Regions from separate parts of the Homo sapiens genome. Here region 1 is linked to region 2. A link is a loop called in an ENCODE intact Hi-C map of the cell type or tissue named here. Cell type or tissue: heart right ventricle. All regions are shown on one strand. Links, peaks and the distances in the headings refer to the core of each region. The heading gives the core; the rest is flanking DNA. Region 1 overlaps RB1 (RB transcriptional corepressor 1). Region 2 holds the start of LOC124903173.

Region 1 (5,379 bases), core at 132-5,131, 61 kb after region 2:
TTTGACCTTACTCAACATCTTCACTTGATGTCTATGTATAAAATAAACTTTAATCATCCTCTACCACCCCCCAAAAACGACTGCTTCTCCCTAGTCTTTACCATATCATTAAATCACTCCTTGTATCCAGTTGCCCAAAGCAAAAAAGACAAGGAGTCATCATTATTATTCTTTCTCTCATACTTATCCAAGACACCAGGCAAGTCATATTGGCTCTAAATTCAAAATATATTCCAAGTTTGACTTCTTTTCATTACCTGTACCATTGCTAGAGTCAAAGCAATTCTTATCTCTTTTCTGTCCCACTGCAAAAGCATCCTACAAACTGGTTTCCATACTTCTACTCTTGCTGCCTCCTAGATGTCCTCATAGAGCTAATATGTTACTCCCTAACCCACCTCCACACTCAAAACCCTGCAAGAGCTTCCTGTCACACGTAGAATAAATTCAAATGCCTTATCTTGGTTTACAAAACACTACATGAGTTCTGGCCCCTTGATACCTCTCAGACCTCATGCTCTAACACTCTTCTTACTCCAGCCATCCTGGTCATCTTTCTATTCCATGACTGTGGCATAATTCTTCCTTTCTCTGGGTTTTTGTACTTGCTGTTTCCTCTGCCCAAAATACTCTTTGACCATGCTTCCTATGACTCACCCCACTCCATTATTCACATATCTCCTCAAATAGCACCTCCTAAGCAAAGCCTTGTCTAAACATCTTGCCTAAGACAGCCATAATTCCCATTTATTTGCTACTCCTACCTCTGCTCTATTTCCTTCATAGTATTGATCACCACTTGAGGTTATGTTATAAATTCATTTATTTTCTTATTTATTATCTCGCTACTAGCAAGCAAGATGCAGGAAGGCTTGGGCTTTGTCTATCTTATTCAATAGTATCCCCAATGTTTAAAACTACCTGGCACACAGTAAGGGCTCAATAAACATTTGTTGAATAAATGAATAAAGTGAGAAGGTTGATATTAAGATAACTTAATCTCAAAGTTTTCTGAGATTAACTCCACCTCAAAGTGAGAATAAGATTTAAAATGGGGCCAGGCATGGTGGCTCAGGCCTGTAATCCCAGCACCTTGGAAGGCTGAGGCAGGTGGATCACCTGAGATCAGGAGTTCAAGACCAGCCTGGCCAACATGGTGAAACCCCATCTCCACTAAAAATATAAAAATTAGCCGGGCATGGTGGCACGCACCTATAATCCCAGCTACTCAGGAGGCTGAGGCAGGAGAATCGCTTGAACCCAGAGGGCAGAGGTTGCAGTGAGCTGAGATCGTGCCACTGTACTCTAGTCTGGGTGACAGAGCAGGATTCCCTCCCAAAAAATAACAAATAAAGGGAACCTTCTTAGTTATATATACTCTAAATCCTCTAAAAATATGTGTTATCTGCTCCTTTCCCCCATGTTTTTTACCTCAAATGTTAGTCAAATAGAATACGTGTACATGTATACCTTAGCCATTAAGTATAAACAGATAAACCGTTTCAGACTTGGGTCTTTGAAATAATACTTTGTTCCTACTTACACGGTGCTCAGGGTCTGGTGAGAAGAGGCACACAAACAAGGAAATAAGTATGTGATGACAAATTCAGAAAAATCCTATGAAAGAACAGGGTTCTCTCATGAAGAATAAACAGGGAGATCCAGGTGGATGGGGTGGGTTCAAGGAAGGCTGATCTGGGAAGGTAACATGGACGCTGAGTCTTGAAATGTGAGAAGGAGGCTGTGCTTTGAAAGGAGAAGGGGCAGAGATCTTCCAAAAGATGAAAGATCATATGCTAAGAAACTGATGTTCTTTCAGAAAATGAAAGAGGCCACCAGAACTAAAGTACCCGGGTGGGATAGTGGAGAGGTTGCTAAAGAAGAGGTTGCTGTATGATCACGCAGAATCTGAAAGACCATGGTAAAACGTTTAAATATTCTAAGAGAAACAGTAAACCAATTACAACAGAAACTCTGTTTTAGGATAAGTCACTAATATAGAGATAGCTAGTTCAATTGTGTCTGGCTTCCTATCACATCACTAGCACTTAGTACAGAATTGGGGTCCTAAAAATATTTGGCAATGATGACCTGTGTTGCTTTCAGGAAAGTATTCCAAGTGATAGGGTCCACCATAATCCATATTGCTTTAGCTCTGTTACAAGTGACAAAATTTTCTATCAATTTCCAACTTCCTAGCTCCAATGTCTCAAGAATATGCCAGGCGGGTGTAGGCACAGCTCCAGACAGCAAACAACTTTGGGGTTGTATGCATATAACTCAGGAGTTAACTCTATTGATCTGTGAAATTAAAAAAAAAAAAACTACTATTTACTCAATTTACTTAAGTCTTTAACTTCATATTATGCAAAACTGAAAATATATAAAAACTGTTGTGTTGTTATAACGTTTGGTGTGGTAGGCCTCAGGGGCAGGCCTCGGACCTTCTCTTGCCCTCCTTTAACCTGTTCCAAGGCAGGACTCTAATTTTTCCCCCATCATTGTAAATTGTGTGTCTTTAAGACCCTCCCCAGAGATGGTTTTTGCCCTATAGTGTAGGGGAGGAATGCTGACATCATAAAAATCCCAATGCTGACATCATAAAAACTGGATTAGGAGAGCTTCTGGATAGCTGAACACATGGAGGTTTCTGGAGGGTGTGGCCCCCAGAGGGCATGGAAGCTCTGCACCCCTGCTCCCATACCTCACCCTACGCATCTCCTCATCTGTATCCTTTGCAATATCCTTTGTAATAAACCGGTAAGTGTGTTTCCTTTGATTTTTTCTTTTTGTTTTTTCAGACAGTCTTGCTCTGCGGCCCAGGCAGGAGTGCAGTGGCACAATCTCAGTTCACTGCAACCTCTGCCTCCTGGGTTTAGGTGATTCTCGTGCCTCAGCCTCTGGAGTAGCTGGGACTACAGGGGCATGCCACCACACCCAGATAATTTTTGTATTTTTAGTAGAGACGGGGTTTTGCCATGTTGGCCAGGCTGTTCTTGAACTCCTGGCCTCAAGTGATCTGCCCACCTCGACCTCCCAAAGTGCTGGGATTACAGGCTTGAGCCACCGTGCCCAGTATCCTTGAGTTTTGTGAGCAGCTCCAGCAAATTAATTGAACCTGAAGAGTGTGGTGTGAGAACCCCAATTTGAAGCCAGTAGGTCAGAAGTTCTGGAGGCCTAGGATGGTGTCTGGGGGTATGAGGTATGGGCACTGAGACCCCAACCAGTGGGATCTGACACTATCTCCAAGTAGACAGTATCAGAACTGAGTTGGAGGATGCCCAGCTGGTATCTGCTGCTTAGTGTGTGGGGAAAAAAACCCACACATTTTGTCACAGAAGTCTTTTGTGTTGACAACTGTTGTGGTGGTATGAGAGCAGAAGAAAAACATGGTTTGAGAGAGTTTTTTCCTACACATCACTATGTTCTGGGTTTTTATTTCAGCAATAGCATGTCATCAACAAAAATGTTTTTCAGCTTATCTTTTTTCCAAAAGAAAAAAAAATGTATATAAGCAATATAAAACATAGCCAGGTCTAAAAGCAACGGAGGTGCCTAAGATGGAAAATTTAAGGAGGCATTTACTCTCACTTGCACAATCTTAGTATGAAATGTACCCTTGGTGCCCTGAACACTAAACTGACAATAAAAGCTAGTTAATTTAAGATACACTGGCAAAATAGAATGATGTGTCTTTTACTTTCATGGTTTCCTTACACAAGAATGAAAGTACTTTCAGTTTAAAAGGTTTTATTTGAATGTATTACCTCATTTAATCTTCAAAATAAGTCTTAAAATTAAGTGTTATTATTCATTTTATGAATCAGAAAACTTAGCTATTTTAGTAAACTGTGACTTAATACATTAGAAATATTTTTTGAGTGTGGAATAACATTTGAAGTTTATAGATATTAAAACTAAAACTCTTTTAAACTTCTTTTTAAAAATAAAAAAGCAAATGAATAGAGAAGCTTCCTAGAATTAAATATTAAGATATTTATGACTCTTTCTTTAAAACATTTTATTAATTTCTTATTTTTCAGCTTTATCCATTTACTGAAAAAGGAATCTTTTTTCTTAGCTAAAAAATAGCTAAGCATTTTTTTTAAGTCTTTCAAAACAGTAATCCTTTCGCTAAATTATAGACTAAGAGGAGATATTTTTAAGAACATAACAATGTTTAAAGGAATAGTAATGTTATATCAATGACATAATTTTATACACATGAACAAACACATTTTAAAATGTGTTTCAAATGGATTTATTAATTAAATGTCTTAAAATGTCTTTCAAAGTGGATTTATTAATTGATATCTTGGTCAAAATTTTCAAAGAAAATGAGAGATATATCAATTTGATTAGGTCTGATTTCAAAAATTTTTATTTTATTTTAAACTAAGTTACTTTGTGGTGTTGGGTATTTTTTTAAATATTTAAAGTATTTTGAAAAGTGCAATATGTAAAATATATTTTGTGATTGTTCTGTTAATTTTAAAATATTGTTTAAAGAAAGGACTTCCTAACTCAAAATTAGCCAAGATTTCTAAAATTGGGTCCAGGTTTACTTGAGGATGTCTGATATACCAGCTCTGGGAGGCAGCTCCAAGGGAGATGACAAAATTCATGTAATTAAACTAAAATAGTCACTTATCTGAATGAGGTGTTAACAGAAGTCAAAGTCCTCACCCATCATTACTATCTTCAATTCAGTGAGGGTCTTCCTCCTTTCTAATAGCCAGGAAAAAAACCTTGTTAAAGAGTTTTTGTGGAATTTATCCTAAGTACAGTAGGAAAGTTACCTTCTGAATCCAAAGAAAAAAATCCTGTTCTAACTGAAATAAGACAAAAATATCTATGATGAATATTTGCAAAATGAATAAAAACTCATACTATATCCATCCTGGCTAACACGGTGAAACCCCATCTCTACAAAAAATACAAAAAATTAGCCGGGCATGGTTGCATGCGCCTGTAGTCCCAGCTACTCGGGAGGCTGAGGAAGGAGAATGGCGTGAACCCAGGAGGCAGAGCTTGCAGTGAGTGGAGATGGTGCCACTGCACTCCAGCCTGGGCAACAGAGCAAGACTCCATTTCAAAAAAAAAAAATAAAATTCATACTGTAGGAAGAATTAATACTATAAAAGGAACTAATACAATGTGAGAAACAGACATTAAAAGAGGAATAGGAAAGTTCTTGAAGCTAGCATGTCTGAATATGATGAAAGTCAAAGATGCCTCACCAAATTTTGTAGATGTAGAAGGAGTGGGTTACGACTGAATAGAAAAACACAAGAAGGGTGAATTCGAGTTTAAAAGTCAGAAATAAACATGCTTGTACTGCTAAGTGACAAGGCATCAAATTATCTATTAATAATGCTC
Region 2 (5,379 bases), core at 279-5,278:
GGGAGAAAGAAAAAGTAGCAGAGAAGCAGGTAATGGGAATGGAAGCTGTGTGAGTGCCAAGTTGCTTAACTGGACATTGGGAGTTATCTATTGCATTTCTGTCTTCTTAAACTGCAGTTATTTTTGAATTATAATTTGGTTATAAAAATCATGGATGGGCCAGGCACTCACGCCTGTAATCCCAGCACTTTGGGAGGCCAAGGCGGGCGGATCACCTGAGGTCAGGAGTTTGAGACCAGCCTGGCCAACATGGTGAAACCCTGTCTCTACTAAAAATATAAAAATTAGCTGGGCACAGTGGCACATGCCTGTAATCCCAGTTACTTGGGAGGCTGAGGCACGAGAATCCCTTGACCCCAGGAAGTGGAGGTTGCAGTGAGATCGCGACACTGCACTCTAGCCTGGGCAGTAGAGTGAGACTCTGTCTCAAAAAAAAAAAAAACATGGATGAATGTTTTAAATGAGATGTTCCTGATTTTCTGTTTTCCGTACTTGAATTTCAAGTGGTGGTTTCTGAACTTGCACAGTTTCAACCAGGCACTCAATCACGGGCGTATTCCGAGGGAGGGGTTTATAGGTCTGTGCTGGGACTTGTTCTGCACTTCTCCACCCTTTCCAGGGATGGGAAAGTCAAGTATATGTCATAACTTATCCCTGGGGAACCCCGGAGCCTTACTTCTGACTCTTCTGCGGCCCATTGCAGGAAAGCCTGACTAATTAGGAACTGGATTGAATGTGGGGTGGGGTGGGTTTCAGTTCTTAGTTACCTGTTCACAGAAGTGGGAAGGAGAAATCTGTCTACATTGTTTTCTTTGCTGGAGCAACCATCCAAGGGAAACCTTTTAAAATCTTTCCCAGAAAAAGATTTTATTTATGATGGAGAATACTGATATTTGTCAGCAATTTATGTTTACATAAAAATAAGTTTAATGATTAAAATGATTGTCTTCTCCTAATCCAGTCATCCAATCTTTCTGAAGTTTCAGTACCTTGGGGACAGATTGACCAACATTTGTATCTTTGTTCTTAACGTTCCCTAACGGCATATTTTAAACTAAACTGATGTGAAGCTAACTTTTCCTTGAATTTCTGAGAATTCTTTGACTTCTGAGGTAGTTGGTATAATACTTGGGCTCTTACAAAACCAGGATTGGGAATCCCTGCTGTGGATCTGTCATCTTTGCTGTTTCTTCTCCAATATTCTTCTCCCTCACAGATGACCTTTCACCCCCCTCAAGGTTTTCCAGTTTCTATTCTTTCTCACTCTCTGCTTTTTCATTTCTAGTACTTCATAGCCAATAAGCTCAGCAGTTGTTGTTGATCATTCCCTCAAGGTGACACAAAACCTGTTTATTATCAACATGTAGTGATTTTTTTTCCCATTAAGATTGGCTACAAAATAAAAGTGTGAAATACGCCAGACATCCTGACAGTAAAGGTTAGCTCAGTTGATAGTCATTGTCTGTCGCATGTCTGGCTGGAAAATTGGAACGTCGGTGTTTGCTGCTTGGTGTGAGTCCAGTTTAAAAACCAACGATGACCTTAGGCAATGGCAGGATTCCTTAGCGGTTGCTTGGGTCACAAGCCTAGACCTGAAAGTACCCTCTAAACTTTCTGCATTCTCATTCCTGTAGCAGCTACTGCAGCCAACCAAATCCGCGCCCCACCCCTGACTTCCCATGTGGAGCCGGGTGTGCCAGGTATATGTCACAAGGCCATGCCCCGGGACGGGCAGCATCACATGGCCTTCCCTGACCCACCCTTTGGCTCTGTCTGTCCCAGCCCTTCTCTAGAGAGTAGTGTCCCACTTCAGGTCACCAGCTGCTCTAGGGGCAGAGGCTACCCTCTTTCATGGATGCTAATAACAAAGAACAAACATCTCAGAAGGGAACATAAGAACCGCATTATTTGGCTTTTCTGATGTTGGGCAGATCAGTGAAGGATGCTGTTGTGCTCCAGTCACTGACATTTTTCATAGAACATTACCCCAAAGGACACAGAAATGATTCCAAAAAATGTAGAAGTCTTTGCCTAGTAGGTCACTGCAAAGTGCTAAAATCTGAAGAAAGGAAGAGCAGTTCATAAATGCTTATCTTCACATTGTTCATTGGGCTGCCCTAACCTCCCCTGCTCCCAGAGAATGCCAGATGGCTTTACAATTGAGGTGGTTCAAACACAGAAGGCCCTTTTTCCTTTTATTAATTGCTCAGCTATGTGTACATTGGCCCCCACACCTGCCACCTGACCAGCGCGGCTTCTGCCTCCCTCAGCACTGCCAGCCGGGGGTTTTCTTAGACTCATCCCCTGGGCCACCTTCCGCTCCTCTCCCTCCCTCTGCATTAACATCCAGGCCACCCTCATTACTCCTTGGCAACCTAGCTTGGGTTGGCCTCCCCAGCCAGCCTTCCAGACTATTCTTTCTCTCCCTTGCAGCCTGTCTTGCACACCACTGTGGCCAGGTCAGTCTTTCTGAGAATACCATTTCCTCACATCATGGCCCTGTTTACAAAGCAGTTTCCCATTTGCCTATCACATCAGATCAAATCAGAACTCTTCGGCTCTGGATTGAAGCCGACGCCACTGTTCCTGGCAAGCCTCATTGCCCTCCGATCCCGGCGTTGGCCTCCGTCCCTGTCAGGTCTTGTACGATGCTGCTCTCTGCCATCCTGCCGTCTCCAGCTCTGCCTGCATGTTGGTCCTGCATTGCTCTCCACCTCACAGACTCTTATTCCACGGCTCTGGCCAGTCCAAAGCATACATGGCCCAGTTAGTTCCCTTTTACTTGAAATATTCCCTGAGGAGCCCCCAGGTATTTTTCCTTACTCACTGGAGACTTGTAGTCAGGGCCACACTGATGTCATTTGGGAATTATTTGCAAAGTCACAGATCTGGACTTCTCTCTCCAGCTAAATCATGAGTTCCTCAGCTAAATCACGGGCCCACAGTTCTGCAGCAGCTGGTAAACACTTTTAGTCACGGAAGGAAGCCTTTTTCGGTTCTCAGCTCTGCCAAGGAACTTATTTCACGTACACAAAACCACAAACCGTGAGAGGATTGCTGCCTGTATCCTGTTCCCCCTCATCTTTTTTTTTCTTTGAAAAGATGGTAAAGCTGATTATAAGAATTTAAATAACGTGGCCCTAGAACTACACTCTGACTCTGATCCGCGTGTCCTGCCCACAGCACCAGGCCACGAAGACAGACCATGTCGCTATCCTCACATTTGCTTGTAACTTAGGAGGCTTGCCAGTAAAATCGATACTAACAGTGGACGTACTTCTCTTTGAATAAGTTTATTCTATTTCCTTCTCCCATTTTCTTTATTTGTTGAAAAGAATGATGCTGATTGAGAAGCCAAATATTGTTAACCATTTTCCCCGTCTGGCACGGTTCTTTTGCACAGCACTGGATTAGGCCAGGGGACTGGCCTAACCCTGCAAATATCAGGAAAGGACTCTTCTAGGGAAAGTCGTACTAATTTGAATTGATCACTAGAAATACATGGTCTCCACCTAAAAGATGCTTTGTCACTTAAAAGGCTGAGTAGTCATCATAATGTAAAGAAACCTCTATTGTCATGCAACCATTTGCACCCAGACATTGTGCCTGGTTGGCACTTAACATTTTATCACTTGATTCTCACACCACCCTTGCAATGTGATGAAACCAAGGCTCCTAGGTGCTAAGTGACATTCCCCTAGTCACGCAGCCTAGTGCTAGTCACGCAGCCTAGTGGTAGAGCGAGGATTCAAACCCAGTTTTTGTTTTCCTTTGAGCTGGAGCTGCAAGAAAAAAAAAAAAAAAGAAAGAAATAAAAAACAAACCTAGGTTTGACTCCAAATCCTGAGCTCTCCACTGTGGGCCATCGTAGCCTTTTTTTCCTCTAGTATTTTTGGGTGGTTTTCAAGGGCTAAGAACGATCCTCATAATAAGTCAGTGAGATTACCGCACATGAGAACAGCATGTCTCAGCCTCTGAGGCGAGCCGGTACAAGCTCCAGGTTCTGTGATAACACCTCCCTCCTGGTTTGAGAGCAACTGCCTAAAGGAGGCAGTGGAGGATCATCCTCACCCTTCAGGTGCTAGCCCGTGTCAGTGGGGTCTTACACAACCTTTGCTCTGTGTTGTTGAGTCTTCCTCAGTCAGTAAAGTGACCCATAGATTATATTCAGTAAGACACCACGTTATGTGCTTAGAGAGAATTAAGCCAGTGATTAGGCCTGCCAGAAACTGGTCATCTCGCTGAACAGGTGAAACGGATGCATAAAGTAACAGGGCCAGGCTGGAATGGTGTGGACAGGAAGTGCTGCAGGAGCTCAGGTGAGCGGGAGACCTCAAACTTGGGGCAGTTTGAACTGGGCCTTACAAGATGGGTAGGGTTTGTAAGGCAGAGAGAAAGAACATTCCTGAACAACCATGTATGAAGTCATTGAAGGTCAATGAGAAAGCCTGTTTGTTGAAACAGGGTGTGTGGACAAAATTGACTTGTGAGATGTCTGTACAGAGGTGACGCCAAATCATGGATGGAGTTATGTCTTGTGTCAGGATTTTATCTGAGAGAAGCCACTGCCCGTGTGAAAGTTCTGATGAGAACGGTGTTCCAAGAGGATGATTAACCTGCCAGCACTGTGTGAGTTGGGGCAGAAGAGAGAGTCTAAGGCAAGGGAGACCTGGGAGGCTGTTACAGGGGCCAGATGTGGGGTGTACCTGACCCCCCAGTGGTGGCTGAGGGGAGACATTACAAAGAAAGCATCTTTGTTATTTAACTGGATATTCTAAAGAAAGTGGTAAATGAGGAGGGAGAAGTCAAAGATGACCCTGAAGTTCTGAGCCTAAGTCTCTGAGGATGCTGGTACCATTGTCTGCTGTAGCAAAATCAAGATGGGGACTTCCCCTGGGTTAAAAGAGTTTACCATTTTCCTTCAATCTGTATGGTGGCTTATTCTGATGGAAAAGAAATTACTTCCAGATCAACAAGACAATGTTTTCCATTAAGAAGTGTTCTGAGGCCGGGTGCAGTGTCTCACACCTGTAATCCCAGCACTCTGGGAGGCCAAGGTGGGCGGATCATTTGAGCTCTGGAGTTCAAGACCAACCTGGGCAACATGGCAAAACCTTGTCTCTACAAAAAATACAAAAGTTAGTCAGGTGTGGTGGCTTGCACCTGTAGTCCCAGCTACTACAGAGGCTGAGGTAGGAGGATCGCTTGAGCCTGGGAAGCAGAGGTTGCAGTGAGCCAAGATCCAAGATTGTGCCACTGCACTCTAGCCTGGGTGACAAGGCAAGACTCCTCTGTCTTAAAAAAAAAAAATTGTTCTGAGAATTACCTCCTCATCAATCGTGAACTTAGAGCAGTAGGGCATATCACATAGTGATCCTA

The links. A loop is a pair of places that touch in the nucleus more often than their neighbours do. Peaks named below come from ENCODE experiments on the same cell type or tissue, not always from the same donor. Only the 100,000 strongest peaks of a DNase experiment are listed, where the experiment ranks them.
Region 1: a loop joins it to region 2, with 1.9 times the contacts of the local background. A loop is called at or near these places in 10 of 110 quality-filtered maps.

Annotation. Positions count from the first base shown.
Region 1 is chr13:48,441,934-48,447,312 of GRCh38, reverse strand. All of the region lies in intron 17 of RB1 (RB transcriptional corepressor 1), which reads right to left. It also overlaps a transcript of LPAR6 not described here. Among named protein-coding and RNA genes, the nearest start is that of LPAR6, 32 kb to the right of the region's middle. In heart right ventricle, for the core only: no CTCF peak of the experiment used is centred there; no DNase peak of the experiment used is centred there; H3K27ac peaks cover 1,151 bases.
Region 2 is chr13:48,503,476-48,508,854 of GRCh38, reverse strand. The region is part of intron 10 of RCBTB2 (RCC1 and BTB domain containing protein 2); the gene reads left to right. LOC124903173 reads left to right here and starts at 2,049. Exons shown (of 1, transcript XM_047430824.1): 1 at 2,049-4,471. The coding sequence starts at 2,148. The coding sequence ends at 2,771. RefSeq lists an enhancer at 3,079-3,348. In heart right ventricle, for the core only: no CTCF peak of the experiment used is centred there; DNase peaks (open chromatin) are centred at 2,667 and 3,034; H3K4me3 peaks cover 890 bases; H3K27ac peaks cover 4,591 bases.